Regions from separate parts of the Homo sapiens genome. Here all the other regions are linked to region 1. The links are chromatin loops, found by intact Hi-C in ENCODE. Cell type or tissue: GM12878. All regions are shown on one strand. Links, peaks and the distances in the headings refer to the core of each region. The heading gives the core; the rest is flanking DNA. Region 1 overlaps CLDN10-AS1 (CLDN10 antisense RNA 1). Region 2 overlaps ABCC4 (ATP binding cassette subfamily C member 4 (PEL blood group)). Region 3 has its middle 34 kb from the start of LINC00391.

The links. A loop is a pair of places that touch in the nucleus more often than their neighbours do. Peaks named below come from ENCODE experiments on the same cell type or tissue, not always from the same donor. Only the 100,000 strongest peaks of a DNase experiment are listed, where the experiment ranks them.
Region 2: a loop joins it to region 1, with 3 times the contacts of the local background. A loop is called at or near these places in 14 of 110 quality-filtered maps.
Region 3: a loop joins it to region 1, with 9 times the contacts of the local background. A loop is called at or near these places in 16 of 110 quality-filtered maps.

The regions. Positions count from the first base shown.
Region 1 is chr13:95,475,987-95,481,454 of GRCh38, forward strand. CLDN10-AS1 (CLDN10 antisense RNA 1) reads right to left here. Exons shown (of 4, transcript NR_046533.1): 4 at 3,458-3,976. It also overlaps a transcript of CLDN10 not described here. Among named protein-coding and RNA genes, the nearest start is that of CLDN10-AS1, 55 kb to the right of the region's middle. RefSeq lists enhancers at 2,622-2,981, 4,320-4,399. In GM12878, for the core only: a CTCF peak has its summit at 2,716 (motif pointing left); DNase peaks (open chromatin) are centred at 2,735, 3,885 and 4,325; H3K4me3 peaks cover 553 bases; H3K27ac peaks cover 1,208 bases.
Region 2 is chr13:95,278,309-95,283,776 of GRCh38, forward strand. All of the region lies in intron 1 of ABCC4 (ATP binding cassette subfamily C member 4 (PEL blood group)), which reads right to left. LOC124903192 (a long non-coding RNA gene) reads left to right here. Exons shown (of 2, transcript XR_007063838.1): 2 at 621-3,126. Among named protein-coding and RNA genes, the nearest start is that of ABCC4, 20 kb to the right of the region's middle. RefSeq lists an enhancer at 3,897-3,946. In GM12878, for the core only: no CTCF peak of the experiment used is centred there; a DNase peak (open chromatin) is centred at 2,762; H3K4me3 peaks cover 557 bases; H3K27ac peaks cover 2,995 bases.
Region 3 is chr13:94,671,991-94,677,458 of GRCh38, forward strand. No RefSeq gene overlaps it. Among named protein-coding and RNA genes, the nearest start is that of LINC00391, 34 kb to the right of the region's middle. In GM12878, for the core only: a CTCF peak has its summit at 3,077 (motif pointing right); no DNase peak of the experiment used is centred there; H3K27me3 peaks cover 269 bases.

The DNA of each region.
Region 1 (5,468 bases), core at 221-5,220:
CTCTGCCATCTAATTCCACCCCCATCGCCCAGATTGCTTCCTTCCGTGTGCCACTCCCCTTCTGGGCACTTGTGGTGATAGGACATATGAGGGGAGGAGCTGGTTTGGGAGGCGCAAAGGCATGATAAACTCGATTTTGAATGTGTCAAATATGACTTACAGGCAGGTTGACAGGATAGAGATGGATTGTCGGCATTTGGTTAGACGTGTGTGGAGCTCAAGAGGGGAGCCTGAGCTGGTGTCTTAGTCTGTTCAGGCTGCTATAACAAAATGCCTTAGATCGGGTAACTCATAGACAACAGAAATGTATTTCCCACGGTTCTGGAGGGTGGGAAGTAAGTCCAAGGTCAAGGTGCTGATGGATTTGGTGTCCGGTGAGGGCTGCTTTCTGATTCACAGGTGAGTCTTCTCTCTGTGTCCTCACGTGGTGGCAGAAGTGAGGCAGCTCTCCGGAGCCTTCTGTATAAGGGCACTAATCCCATTAATGGGGGCTCCACCCTCAAGATCTAATCACCTCCCGAAGGCCCCACCTCCCAACGCCATCACCTTGGGCATTTGGATTTCAACGTGTGAATTTTGGAGGGACACAGATATTCAGACCATAGCAGCTGTGGGTGAAGATTCAAAGACTCAGAAACAGATGGGACCTCCCAGGCAGTGTGTGAAGGGCAAGGCTGGAACCCTGAACACCAGTGACAAGTAGGAGATGGAGAGAGAAAGGAGGATGCTACCATGTGGATGAAAAGGGGCTTTAACACATATTGCTCAGGTGGCCTCACTATGAAATAACAGGACAGATGAAGTCACTGAGTCTCGGGGGCACCTTCACAATCTCTCACAGCTGTTAGTGGCAGAGCCAGGTCTCCAAGTTCAGAATTTTTCTCCCTACATTTGTTCACTTATTCATTCAACAGTCACTGATTGTGCTCTTTTCTGTGTGTGTACAGGGTCTTGTGTTCATACCATGAGCAGCATAGCAGGGACCCAAGCAAGACTGGGAGGAGAGGCGGGATGCAGACAAGTTGGGAACCAGCCACGCCTCTCCTCCTAGCAGGGGAGTTGCTCTAATAGGTTTTAATTTTATTCAGCTTTGGTGAGGCCAATAGATCAGATGATGACTCTCACTGAAGAGAGAGTTTCTTACTCTCAGATCTAAGAGAAGTGGGCACGCCACGCCATGCAGGGACACCCGGGGCAGCACGAGGGCTGGTCAAGAGGCAGAGGGAGAAGAGAACGTGGCCAGAGCCCTTATTATGGTTTCCACAGGAAAGAGTGGGCAAGGCAGGGTTAGCTAGCTCAGGACTGGCTAGTTTAAATCATTTCAGCAGGCTCTGGGGCATACAGGCTGTTCCTATTTGTCAGATACCTGGTCCTGGGTGATTAGGGCAGGGGGATAGTGGCCTGGAGTGTGAGAGCCAGATAAGGGAATTGGTTGGGATGCGAGCTCTGGGTTGGTTTTCATTTGAAAAGCATATCACCCGGAGGACTCCTTCCAGGGGGAGGGGGACAGTGAGGGAGACATATTATTGGGTTGCACAGAGCAAGGTGTGTCCTGCAGATGCACGCGGGGCAGATGTTAAAGCATCAGGTTTACAGAAAGGAGAAACATGGTTAATACAGAAGCAGAAAAGGAATGCAAAACAGAGAACAACTGCAAAGGTGCACATGCGGAAACACAGGTTGATGTCCTGCCAACCCTACTGTGGATGGTCTGTGGACCAGCAGCACCTGGGACTTAGAGAGGCAGCGTCTCAACCCCTCACCCCAGACTGAACGAATCTGAATCTGCAACACCCTCAGGTAACCCATATGTATCTTAAGCCATGATAAGTACTGGCATCAGCTGCAGACAGGCCCGTGGACAGATGGAGGAGGAGGAGGAAAACGTGTGGTTCGTTAGGGAGGCTTCTTGGAGGAGTCCTCTAACAATGAAAGCCAGCTTTCATGTGAAAAGAAATGAGATCTTTTGCCTAAAACAGTGGTTCTCAAAATTGGCTGCAAATTGGAATCACCTGTTGTGTTTTAAAAAGCTCTGGAGGCCAGGCACAGTGGCTCATGCCTATAATTCCAGCACTTTGGGAGGCTGAGGCTGGCAGATCACTTGAGTCAGAAGTTCAAGACCAGCCTGGCCAACATGGCAAAACACCATATCAACTAAAATAGAAAAAAAAAATAGCTGGACATGGTGGTGCATGCCTGTAGTCCCAGCTACTTGGGAGGCTGAGGCATGAGAATCGCTTGAGCCCAGGGAGCTGAGGTTGCAGTGAGCCAAGATCGCACCACTGCACTCCAGCCTGGACAACAGAGTGAGACTCTGTCTCAAAAATAAATAAGCAAGTAAATAAATAAATATAAAAAGCACTGATCCCTGCTTCCAAACACTGGAGATTCAGATTTAATTGAGATAAGGCCAGGATGTAGAGCGTTTACAGAACTCCCCAGGTGATTTAAACATACAGCCATGTTAGAGAACCACTGGCCTTTGCCATACGGAAGATATAATGTGCTGTACCAGGACCAGAGAACAGAGAAACAGAGGAATCAGATGGTTTGAGAGCAAGACCAGGAGTGTGCAGGTCTGCCCGGTGGGTGGGGTGAACAGGGAGGGTGCGCCTAGGATCCTTCTCCCCTCCCATCCCCATTTGGCTTCCTGGGCCACGTTCCTCAGCGCTTCGTTGGTTCTTACCCGGATGCTTGTATTCTGCTTCCCCCTAGTGGTGACTTGCAGTATGGCACAGCTGTCGCTGGCGGTTTCATTAAGGTTCCGCGTTCATCACTAACTTGTGACAGTGAGTTACAGCCTGTGGTCTCGACAGGTGGGATCATCCTAAGAATCATGTCCTGTGAGCATCTTCGCCATGTGACTTCAGGAGTTGCTCCCTCACAAGGAGCCTCAGGGAGTTATAGGTCACTGGCCAAGCACTGCCCTGGCACAGGGCTGCAACTGCAGCCTAAGTGGCTTCCTGTGCGTAAGGTTTAAGGAACTTTCATTTTATTAGCCAGTGGTTAAGTGCCTGTGAGAGCAATCATCAGCAGGTGCAGTGGTAGAAGATAACAAGCTTCCTAATAAATAGTGGCCACCGGCCGGGTGCAGTGGCTCATGCCTGTAATCCCAGCACTTTGGGAGGCCGAGGCAGGCAGATCACGAGGTCAGGAGTTCAAGAACAGCCTGGTCAACATGGTGAAACCGTATCTCTACTAAAAATATAAAAATTAGCCGGGTGTGGTGGCGGGTGCCTGTAATCCCAACTACTTGGGAGGCTGAGGCAGGGAAAATTGCTTGAACCTGGGAGGCAGAGGTTGCAGTGACCTGAGATCACACCACTGCACTCCAGTCTGGGTGACAGAGCAAGACTCCATCTCGGGGGGAAAAAAAGTGGCCACCACTTAAATCTTTGTAGCAAGAATGGGTTTTACTTAATTATCACATTTCATTCCAATGACAAGCCTGAAGGTATTAGGATTGTCAAATATTTTTATTGCAAATATGCATTACTAAGGCTATTTTTTAAAAAATACTTCGCTATATAAAGTCATATTCTTCTCTGAGATGGACATTTAGCAAAAATAAAGTCACAGACTTAACATTATAGTCATGAATAAATGTTTTAAAATTATGAGGGAGAAAGAACATTAACTAGAGAAAATGTTGCTACATCACTTTCAAAATAAGCACATATTTTAAACAGACATGGTTTGCAGAAGAGGATTCTCATCTTACAGATAAGAAAACAAACCTGGAGACCTTAAGGAACTTGATCAAGGTCACATAGCCAGTGACAGATGCAGGGTTTGAACCCACATTGGCTGGACAGCACTGTCTGTATGTACAGCTCCTCCCACATCCCCTGCAAGAGTCCAGGGGTTCTCACCTGCTCAAGGGTTTGCAACAGAGACTTCACTTGAATCCCTGATTGAGTCTCTGGTTCCTCCAAGCTCCCCTAGTTCCTCTTTGTATTAGTCCATCTTCACACTGCTAATAAAGACATACCCAAGACTGGGGAATTTATAAAGGAAGGAGGTTTAATGGACTCACAGTTCCACATGGCTAGGGAGGCCTCACAATCATGGTGGAAGGTGAAGGAGGAACGTCACATCCTACATGGTGGCAGGGAAGAGAAAACTTGTGCGGGGGAGCTCCTTCTTATAGAACCATCAGATCTTGTGAGACTCACGATCACAAAAACAGCATGGGAATGACCCGCCCCCATGATTCAATTACCTCCCACCGGGTCCCTCCCACGACACATGGGAATTGTAGGAGCTATAATTCAAAATGAGATTTGAGTGGGGTCACAGCCAAACCATATCTCTCTTCTTTCCAGTTTCACATTGACTCAGACACTTCCTTCGGTAGAGCAGTCTCTGAAGGCCCTGTATTAGAGGAGAATGCCCTTGCCCAATCCTGGCAGAAAACCTCTCTCCACAGCTCACACCCAGAGCTGGGCTCAGGCCAGATGCGGAAGAGAGATAATGAGAGAAATAGGAAGCGTCTGAAGCTGGCAGCCATTGTGGTCCCCTGAGCTGGCTGGTTCCTTTTCTTCTCCCCTGAAGCTCCTGCCCACTGGGAGCCAGCTCCTGTCCACCCTACCCCAGTTTCAAGAGTTCCTAAAACTCTGGTGTGAACCAGAACCACTGGGAAACTTGTTAGAATGCAGATCCCTTGGCTCCACCCTCAAAAATTCTGATTCAGGATAATCAAAAACGGGACCCAGGAATTTGCATTTTAAGCAAACAACCCACGTGAATTCTGCTGCATGGGGTCCTCAGAACACACGTTGAGAAATATTCAATAGACACGCTATTCACATTCAAGAGTACCAATGAAGGCCCATAAGCTATGTTGAAATACTTAGAAGTTATCTATCAAGTGAATAAACTGTCAAATATATATACATAACTACATGGCAGGCTAGAATTCCTGGGCTCTATAGCCCAAGCCAGAAGGTAATGGGACAGCAAGAGCTAACCCCCAGCTGCCATCCTTCCCCTTTGTCTTCCCACTTTATGCCATGAGGAACTTGCTTCTTGAGCAAGAGGACACACCATCCATAAATTCAAGCACAGGCACTCTCCGTCCACCCTGTAACAGCTGCATCTTGACCACCTATTGGGCTAGAATGGACCCCAGAGAGGAAGCTGGCATTGACCCTGGAGGCAGAAAATTCCCAGGCACTCAGAGCATGGCCTAGATGGGGAAGAGTTTCCAGGAGGACGCATGCCCTTGACCTTGCAGACTCATAATTTTAAAACATTTATGACTAACTATAATGTTAAATCTGTGACTCAGTGCGGACCTTGCCTGCACTGAGGGGAAGGGCAGCAGAGGATGGCCGGGGCAGAACCCTCTAAGCTGACATTTCTCCAACATTCATGGGAATAGAAATTTCCTGGGATCTGAATCAGTAGGTCTAGGGCAGGGACCAAGATTCTGCGTTTCTAACAGCCTCCCAGGTAAAGCTGGTGAG
Region 2 (5,468 bases), core at 316-5,315, 200 kb before region 1:
TCATGGTCATATCATCTAACCTGGGATACTCTTAGGAGTGAAAGGGGGAGCTTAATAGTGGCAGTGTGATAAGGGATATAAACCAGGATTCTCCTGGGCCAACTGGTACAGGTGAAAAGGATGACTGAAACGGCAGAGGTCCTCCATTCTTCTAGATGGGTGATCAAGGCAGAGGTTCCCAGGAGGACCAAGCCCAGACAGAGAGGCAAGGGGCGGTGGCTCACGCCTATAATCCCAACACATTGGGAGGCTGAGGTGGGTGGATTGCATGAGCCAGGGAGTTTGAAAGCAGCCTGTGCAACATGGTAAAACCCTGCCTCTACAAAACAAAAACAAAAATTAGCCAGGCATGGTGGTGCATGCCTATAGTCCCAGCTACTCAGGAAGCTGAGGTGGGAGGATCACCTGAGCCCGAGCACAGGGAGGTTGAGGCTGCAGTGAGCTATGATCGCACCACTTATACTCCAGCCTGAGAGACAGAGCAAGACCCTGTCTCGGAAAAAAAAAAAAAAAAAAAAAAAAAAACACAGACTGACAACAACTCAATGAACTCAGATAATTAGAAATTCTATTAGTCTAATTTCATATGAAACCAAGGTATTTTTTTTTTCCTTCCTCAGAGACCGGAGTGGGAGAGAAACTGTTACAGCCAATCACTTCCTTCCAGGAAAAAAAAAGACGCAAATAACAACACAAAAAAACGTGATCTAATAGACAATCCAGATATAAAGAACACAAACCCTTTTCCCTACAATTTAACCAAATGCTAAAATGCACCAGGAAACACAGGATACTACAGAGATAAAGATTTGGCCAGCAGATTATCAACCCCAGGAAAAGAAATCCATTTCTGTAGCATGCTATGCTGTTGGAGGCACACGTCACACTTCTTAATTCAAGGACAGAAAAGCACAAACTAAAATGCACACTGGAGTATGACTCCCCCTTCTCTATCTGCTAAAGCGCTTCGCATGTGACTTTCAATCTCTAAGCTGGGAATCAATCAGGCAGCCCAGCCTCCTATATTTTCTAGTTGTATTGCTTTGAGCATCAAATTTAACCTCTGTGCACCTCAATTTCTTCAGCTGGAGACAAAGAAAGTGGCTGCACTGTGGCAGAGTGTTTGCAAATGTTAATCATGGTTATGGTAGCATTCTACCTTGTCTTACAGATGGTTGCCTAAAAAGGTAGGAAACTGTTCACGAAAAAGTCTCAACCGGTCCTAGAGTGATCAGAATGACAGCGCTGAAATAAGGAGGGCAGTACCTCTTATTCCAGAGAAGTGGGGAGCAGAGAGGAAGATGGAGTGGAAAGGGGCGAGGCAAGGCCCTCCTGAAATACCTCAACCCAAATCTTCAAGAAATCCCCAAGTCCTCACAGTGCTTTTTGTGGATTTTTGTGGAAACCGGTAAAAGGGGCTGATTTGCTGACCCCAGTGGGTAGAAAACAGAGACTGTCAAGAGAACAGAAGAGAAGGCAGAAAGGGGATGGGGAAGTGGGGTTCGCCATGTTCACGAGCTCCTGGAGCCACAGGGCCCCCCAGGAACAACAGAGCTGAGACTGGGTGGCCTTGTTTCTGGCCCAATTCCCTGGGACCACCACCCTGGAAGGACACTTGAGCCCTACTCAAGGACCCACCACAACATCTCAGCATTGTCGGTCCTTAAATGCCAAGGTTTGTGCTCACCATTTCCATCCTTAAGATTCTCACAGGGAAGAACCCACACAACAGCTTTGTCCCTGCGACTCTGGGTGAGTTTCTGACACTGGCCTGGGCTCCCGTTTTGCCCGTCACCAACTTCTCACAGTATAACTATCCAAGAGAAGTAGCATTTGATGTCAGGGAATCAAAAGGGCTAAGGCTCGGGAGGCCAAGGCAGGTGAATCACTTGTAATCAGGAGTTCGAGACCACCCTGACCAACATAGTGAAACCCCATCTCTACTAACAATACAAAAAATTAACCAGGTGTGGTGGCAGGTGCCTGTAATCCCAGCTACTCAGGAGGCTGAGGTAGGAGGATCACTTGAACCCAGGAGGCAGAGGTTGTGGTACGCCAAGATCATGACACTGCACTCCAGCCTGGGTGACAGAGTGAGACTCCATCTCAAAAAAAAAAAAAAAAAAGGCCTAAGGCTTACTCAGGGTCATCTATGGTTTGCCAAGCAGAGTTCAATCCAATCAACAAAACCCTCACTGCCCACTTTTCCAAAACCTGATATAGTCAGTCACTAGTAGCTGCCATTTGCTGTTTTGCCTTCTATTAAAAAAAAAAAAAAAAAAAAAACCATCCAATTCCCAGAAGTCAAAGGCAATTCCTTCCCTTTTCTGTGTCTGTGAGACGGCTCTCTGTGGGATTCCTTCCTGCTGCACCTCATCCTTCCTGGAAGGGACTCTCAGAAAATGTGCCTCCTCCTTACAGGAAAGGAATTCCTCCCGAGGAACTGTGGACATGAGGCAGCTTTGTGGAATTTCCCTTCCACAGACTTCAGCCTATTTTCTGGGCAAACTTAGCAGAAATGACCAAAATCCACTCGAGAGAGACAGCAACAAGGAGAGGGGAAGAGATCCTATTTTGGCTTCTTCAAATGGACCAATTTTCTCTTTAAAATATTTATTTTAAGGAAAAACAAGGACTACATTATATTTTAAAGGGGGAGAAGGAAGAGGATTTTGAGTTGCTAAGAGAACAGAGCCATCTCTTTTCTTTTAATACTGGATGCTAAGAACTTGCACAGGGTTTTCCCAAAAGCCAGATAGTTCAGGTAATTTGCATGTGGCTGTAAAAGAGAAAGTTCAGGCCAGGCACTGTGGCAACATGGTGAAACCCCATCTCTACTAAAAATACAAAAATTAGCTGGGTGTGGTGGTGCAAGCCTGTAATCCCAGCTACTTGGGAGGCTGAGGCAGGGGAATCACTTGAATCTGGGAGGTGGACGTTGCAGTGAGCCAAGATCACACCACTGCACTCCTGGGCGACAGAGACTCTCTCAAAAAAAAAAAAAAAAAAAAAAAAAGAGAGAGAGAAAGTTGAGAGCATAAGTCTGAGTGATTCTGCCTGAAAGAACAGAACAGCTTACACTGGACAGGCTTTTGCCCAAGACACACCTCATCTGGCATTGAGAAACGAACACCAACAATAATGAGTGACAGAATGTTAAGAACAATAATTATACAGACTTGGACCTCCCAGACTGCTTGTCTGTAGTAATTCAGAAGGAAGCAAAGTATTCTGAAGTGTTTATGAAGATTGGTTCCACATCTGAAGAATTTTAGTAATCTTACCCAAACTCAACCCAAGAAATATGAGGAAAAGAGGGAGTAGTTCTATAATAAGCAGGTGGAATAGAGGGTCAAACTCCTTGGCGAGTTCAGTCTAACAGAGGACACATTACTGCCCTACAAAGCAGCTCTGGAAAATGACAACCAGTGGCACTAACTCCAGGCAATATCTTTGTGAGGCTTGTGGGCTGTAATATAGTCTGCTCAGGCTGCCATAAAAAAAAAATCACAATCAGGCCAGGCACTATGGCTCACACCTGTAATCCCAGCACTTTGGGAGGCCAAGGAGGGCAGATCACCTGAGGTTAGGAGTTCGAGACCAGGCTGGCCAACATGGCAAAACCCCGTCTCTACTAAAAATACAAAAATTACCCGGATGTGGTAGCACGCACCGGTAGTCCCAGCTACTCGTCAGGCTGAGGCAGGAGAATTGCTTGAACCTGGGAGGGGTGGAGGTTGCAGTGGGCTGAGATCACACCACTGTACTCCAGCCTGGACAACAGAGCCACTGCACTCCAGCCTGGGCAACAGAGAGAGACTCCATCTTAAAAAAAAAAAAAAAAAATCCCCGTCTTCAAATACAATCACATTCTGAAGTACTAGAGATCAGGACTCCAACATGCGAACTTTGGGGGGACATAATTCAGCCCGTAATATGGGTGATAAAGGAGCAGGTCCAGACTTAGAGAAACAAGGACTCCCTGGGTCAAGCTCTGGAAGTGAAAGGCTTCTTCAAAGACAGGAAAGTCCCACTGAAGGTGGCTTTGGAAGTGCACCCTTGCAGCACAGCAACCTTCTTGATTTGCTCAAGAGCAGGGGTTCTGACAGGTCTCAAAGCACTTTGTTTAATGAAACAGAATCGAAAATACCAGTGTGTCACATGTTTCCTAAGACAGGACACTGTTTCTTGAAACTTTTACTAAAGTATGTTTTTCTTTTATTTTTTTATTTTTTATTTTTTTTGAGAAGGAGTCTTGCTCTGTCGCCCAGGCTGGAGTGCAGTGGCACAATCTCGACTCACTGCAACCTCTGCCTCCCGGGTTCAAACAATTCTCCTGCCTCAGCCTCCTGAGTAGCTGGGATTACAGGTGCACGCCATCATGCCTGGCTAATTTTTGTATTTTTAGTAGAGACAGGGTTTCACCATGTTGACCAGTCTGCTCTCAAACTCCTGACCTTGTGATCTGCCCACCTTGGCCTCCCAAAGTGCTGGGATTACAGGTGTGAGCCACCGTGTCCAGCCTAAAGTATGTTAAATATGTTATGTGTGAGAGAGAGAAAGAGAATATATCTCTTGGTCATTACATATGTAAAACTTGTAGAACGTGATCAAAATGTTTAAAAACTGGCCAGGCACAGTGGCTCAAGCCTGTATCCCAGCACTTTGGGATCCCAAGGCAGGTGGATCACAAGGTCAGGAATCAAGACCATCCTGGTCAACACAGTGAAACCCCATCTCTACTAAAAATACAAAAAATTAGCCTGGCGCGGTGGCACGCACCTGTAGTCCCAGCTACTTGGGAGGCTGGGGCAGGAGAATCGCTTGAACCTGGGAGGCGGAGGCTGCAGTGAGCTGAGATAGCGCCACTGCACTCCTGCCTGGGCAACAGAGCAAGACTCCAACTCAAAAAAAAAAAAAAAAGTTTAAAAACTGGTCCTGTGGCAGTGGGTCTCAAACATCAGCATGCATCAGAATCACTTGGAGGACTGATTAAAACACAGGCTGCTGCTGATGCTGCTAATCCTAGAGCCACCTTGAAGTTTTTCTGTGGTTTTTTTTTTTTTTTTTTTTTTTTTTTTGAGACAGGGTCTTGCTGTCTCCCAGGCTGGAGTGCAGTGGTGCAATGATACCTCACTGCAGCCTTGAACTCCTGGGCTCAAGCAATGCCCCCATCTCAGCCTCCCAAGCAACTAGGACTGTAGCTAGCTCCTAACTCATTCCCTCCATTCCTGCCCTCCCCTAACTTTATATTGCAGCCAGAAGGATATTTTTTCTGAAGAGCATCTCATGCTGAGTGGCAGCAGAATGCAGAGATTAAGAGAGGGGGCCAGGCACAGTGGCTCACACCTCTAATCCCAGCACTTTGGGAGGCCGAGGTGGGTGGATCACCCGAGGTCAGGAGTTCAAGACCAGCCTAGCCAACATGGAGAAACCCCGTCTCTATGGGCGTGGTGGTGCATACCTGT
Region 3 (5,468 bases), core at 362-5,361, 800 kb before region 1:
CAAATAATTTCTCCCATATAAATCCACCTAGTTCATGACAAAATGTCTTATCATAACATGCAGCAATTTTCTGAAAAGAAATAGTTGTAATATTTTATAAAGAATGCTAGGCAGGGTGCCGTGGCTCATGCCTGTAATCCCAGCACTTTGGGAGGCCAAGGAGGGGAAATCGCTTGAGCTCAGGAGTTCAGCACCAGTTGAGGCAACATAGGGAGATCTCATCTCTATAAAAAATTAAAAATTAGCTGGATATGCTGTTGCACACCTGTAGTTCCAGCTACTTGGGAGGCTGAGGTGGGAGGATTGCTTGAACCCAGGAAGTTGAGGCTGCAGGTTGTACTGAGGTTGTACCACTGCTCTCCAGCCTGGGCAACAGTGTCTCAAAAAGCCCCAAAAGAATGCTAGACTCTTTCTCAGCTATAAAGAACTAAGCAACCAAAATGGATAATACTTTTAGAGAAAATAATAACTTGAGAATCATGTATATACAAAAACGAAGATTTTTTTCATATTGCTTATAGCTCTAGCAATATGAGTAGTTTCTAGTTGAGAATCCAGTATCAAATTCTGACTGATTTGTGGGGCAGGGACATGTTCTACTTAAGTGATCCATTACTAAATGTTGGATCACAGTCGTTGCTCTAAGAACAATTTCAGAACAGTCAGATATGAAATAAAGAGGATGATTGTACAACAGTTTAGATGGGATATTGGCATGAGTTTACTAGAGAATGGTTCAGTTTCACCTCTTTTTAGCTTTGCAACTATGTGACTAGAGTTATAATCCAGATATTATTAAACAGTTGTAATAGTACATACTTTCCCCTTTTTTTATAATGTCAAAACCAATTGTCAGATAAATAACACTCTCAAATCTAGTCCATTTTTACGGAATAATGGCCTTGTCATTGATTCTACTCTATTTTATAGCATTTAATTAAAACCACAAGCTTATACAGTGAGAGGTAGAAATGTATGTATCTAAAAAGTCTCAACACACCTTTACTTCAATTCTCTTGTTTTTAGCTATCAGCCTGTATTTAATCTAATACTTTAAGGGAATATTAGTAAAGAAAAATTGTTGAAACATGTCATATAATAATTGCTGAAGTTATTTTTTACTATTCTCTATAGTTTTTTTTTTTTTTTTTTTTTTGAGACAGAGTCTCGCTCTGTCGCCCAGGCTGGAGTGCAGTGGCTCGATCTCGGCTCACTGCAAGCTCCGCCTCCCGGGTTCACGCCATTCTCCTGCCTCAGCCTCCTGAGTAGCTGGGACTTCAGGCACCCACCACCAGGCCCGGCTAATTTTTTGTATTTTTTAGTAGAGACGGGGTTTCACCGTGTTAGCCAGGATGGTCTCGATCTCCTGACCTCATGATCCACCTGCCCCGGCCTCTCAAAGTGCTGGGATTACAGGCATGAGCCATCGCGCCTGGCCTATAGTTTTTATTTATATATATGTAACAGAAGATGGTACTTACACTTGGCAGTAGGTACAGCAACATATACTGTTAAGATTAGATTATGTTCAGGCCACAATCTGCAGTTTATATGCAAAATCCCAAACCTGTTCTTTTATTTTCCATTATAATGCTTTAAATGTGGCACAAAGGCAATATTTTTCCAAATATTCATACCAAAAGCAAATCACAGTAAAATGCAGTGATAGTATGGCTTTTATTCACTGGCAATCTGATTCAAAATTCCAAAACAAACTCGAAAAAAAGTGCATTTGCTTACTTAGCAAAAGTTGCCTAATTTCTTGAATATTGCTTTCTTCCCATTTTATAAAAACAATTTTGGAGCCTTTAGGGTCTTTTAGCTAATCGTAAAATGATCTCTGGACAGAAAAAATTCAACCGCAAATAGAGGCAAAAAAAAATCTTCAAAACAACACGTTCATCTTCACATTTTTTAAGTAGACAGTTTGGCTTTTTATAAAATAACCTCAAAGCAAATTATCAAACCTTGTGAGGTGTGCTGGAAGGCATGACTGTGGTCTGCCCCTCCCAGACACACTGACGGGTGGCCTGGCATCTCAGGAACGCTGACAAGGCCTGGCCTGACAGTTTCTGAGTTTGTGTCTTTGTCATGACAATAAGCCACATTTTGCACAAGTTCTAAGTAGCAGAAGATAAATGGGAGCCTGCCTTCAGCAGTTGTGGGCAACCTGAAAGACATGTCCTTTGAACTTCGCTTTGTAACTTTTAACATCCATTGTTTTTTTTTTAGTTAGTATGTCCAAGGGTAAAATTAGGTAAAACACTTGACAGAGCTTGTCCAAGGAAGTTGAGTACCATTGACTTAAGTATTTTTTTAAAAAAATCAATAGCTGAGATATCTGCTTGTGTCAGATGTAAGAAACTCAGAGGAAGTGTGTGTGTGTGTGTGTGTGTGTGTGAGAGAGAGAGAGAGAGAAAGGAGAGAGAGAGGGATGAGAGAGAGAGAGAGAGATCAACTTTTTATATGTACCCATCTACATTTAGCAGATAAGTAATTGGAGATAATTCTTGAATCTCATGGGAAGGATGCATTTTCTTTGCAAACTGTCAAATAAATTTAATGTGACTGGTGATATTGTTTTTGCTGAAATGGAATGACTACTTGCAACATGAATACGTGCTGTCTTCTCTGTTTTAACTTAATTTTTTTATTAGCAGTACATTCACACAGTTCAAAAATAAACAAGCAATATATGACATATAATGAAGTCTTGTTTCTGTTTCTCTCCACTCTATTCCCAACCCCTCTTCCATGCCTCTTTTATTTTCTTCCAGAGTTTTGAAGGTTTTCTTTATATTTCAAAATACCCTATCAGCATTTTTGAAAATACACATGGGTGAAAAGAAATTTGAAAGAAATTGTTAGTAATACAAAGTGAATTTCCTGATTCACAATGTATTTGACTAGCTCTAGTATTTTTACTCTGAAGTTAGGATTCTTTATTAAAATATTTAAAATTATAAGCATGTTTGTGTGAGCTTAAAAGAATTATTTTTCAAGGAAAAGTGAAATGAATAAAGTAGGGGTGGTTTTGCTTGGAAAGTTTTGAAGTGGGATTTCCTCACTAGGTGGCGCTCCTGTGCCTAGAGGTCACAAAGAGAGTTGCCCCGCTATCTGCAGGTGCACAGTTCACCAATTAGCACGCTGCTACTGTGGAGACCTCCAGCATCACACAGAGAGCAAGGCCTCCATATTTTCTCCTCTCTAAAGAATGGTTGTTCCAGTCATATTTCTGGTCTGTGCTATATATGCCCTTCCAAGGGGAGGGAAATTATTACAGTTACCTCTTTAGTCTGGAAGGTACGTTATGCAAGGTATCCAGGCAAGAAAGGGCAACTGTTATTTTGACCTGGAGGGAAAAACCTTGGGAAAATTGAACTTTTTAAATAAAGACGTTATCTATAGCACATGAGTGATTTAGAAGATGCCCTTATCTTTTCTCTGAAGACCTTAGTGTCCATCCAATAGCAAAAAGCTTTTAAACATGCTTTGGTTGTATTATCTTTCTTAGGCAATAACATGGCCTCTCATCTGATTCTCACAACCCTCATGTGCCAAGTAGACCATTACAGGTGTGCAATAAATAATAATCAACACAGGCCTGCCTTTACATTTGGCCGCTCAGCCCTGTCAAAAAGTCAAGAAGATAAAAAATTTTAAACCAAAATAGAGGAAGGTTAGAAATATGCTAATTTTTATTTGATATATTTGATCTTGCAACACTTAATTTTTCATGCACCAATTGTAGGTGAGACATTTATTGCACACCTACTCTATGCCTGGCACTAAGCTGTTTGACATGGATGCAACGATGCATTAGACTAAATTTGTGTTTCAAGCCTGATGGGAAAAGGAACTTCCATTCAGAATTCTCTTAAACTCCCATCCTTATTGAAGAAATTACTCCAACTCAGCTCCATGTGTTTTTATATACCATGTTTCTCTATTTTCTTTCATCTGCATCAATATTTTCCTCAACTTTAACACTTTTAGGGCAACTTTGAACTCAGATTACTTCCTTCAGTAACATACTATATTAATAATTTGTAATTCATAAGTGTTTATATGTCACCTTAACCTGAAGACAACCTCAAGTCATGTGAATGTGAGTTCACTGGCTCCAAATGAATCTGAGTTTTTAAAAATGATGTCTTCTGGGTGTCTTGCACACATAGTGTGACCTCAGATCTCATTGACTGAAATACTGTTTTAATGTTTTACTGGGAGAAACAAAGAAAAGCCTGTTGCAGAGGACCCTTTGGGAAAGATGATATAAGCAGGTTGGAGAGCATCAGCTAGTTCTTGGGGACTCCTCAGATGACAGCTGTGCAGTAGGGACATTGACAACATGAGAAGACCTCTAGCTGGTGCCCAGGGGTGTGGTAACTGTAGATGTGATTGTTTGTACCTCTGGCTTCCAGAGACAATGCCAATGCACACGTGGCCCAGATTCCTGTTTCCCGGTGGGGGAAAATGTGTTTTAAGACCAAAAACAAAAATGAAAAAAAAGGAAAGGAAAATGAAAAAAAATCCAGCATCTCCAACCACTGGATGTTGCTTTCTTATGAAGTCTGTTTCCTGACAGCTCTTCCCCAGCAAGTGGGAGGAAAGTGGAGAAAGGAGGCATTCTGTACACAAATGACCCTAAGGAAGATTCTTACTCCCATGATCAGAGCACATGAGATTATGGGTGCCTGATCTCAGGATGCCATGGGAACCAGGAGAGCACTTAACTCCTGCAGGATCTTAGAGATGCAGGGATACAGTGAGTTGAAGTGCACTATAAGGTCCAAGGCCCTTGAAGTGAAATGCACTCTTGGCTAGCACAGAGAAGGGAAGACACTTGCTGGTTTGGTTTTGTTCTTTATCCATTAAGTCCTCCTCAGTTTGAGGTACCTATATCTAATCAGAACCAAAAGACAAAAGAGAATCATGACAGCCGTCTGATGCTTCTCCATCCTGGTGTTGTGTGCCTTACTCCAATGTGGGTCTAACATAAATGCAAAGAGGGCAGAGGTACACATTTCTGAATTTAAAAGGAAATGGTAACTTAGTAACACAATTGTGTCCACTTTCCCTTTAACCTCTCTACTATTCTACAGCTGTGCACAAGGGTTTTCTCCATTGTATTCCATAGTCCTTAGGAGTGTAGAGTATTGCAATCTTTCCCTACAAATGATTTTCCCCAGCACTTCTTCTTTAACTATATTTCTTTGGGATTGGCTAAATTCAACTGAGTATGCATTCACCAAATAATTCCCTTCATAATATAGCATTCCAATTGCCCATATCAGTTGTCCCAAATAAAAAGAATCACAATGGACATATTACAACAGTTATTTTCTTTGGCTATCAAACCCCAAACATCATATAACCAGATCACATCATAATTGTAATTTATTGGGATGGTTGTCAGGGTGTGGTAGTGGTGATTATAATGAGAGGGAGATATAAAGATGTATCTG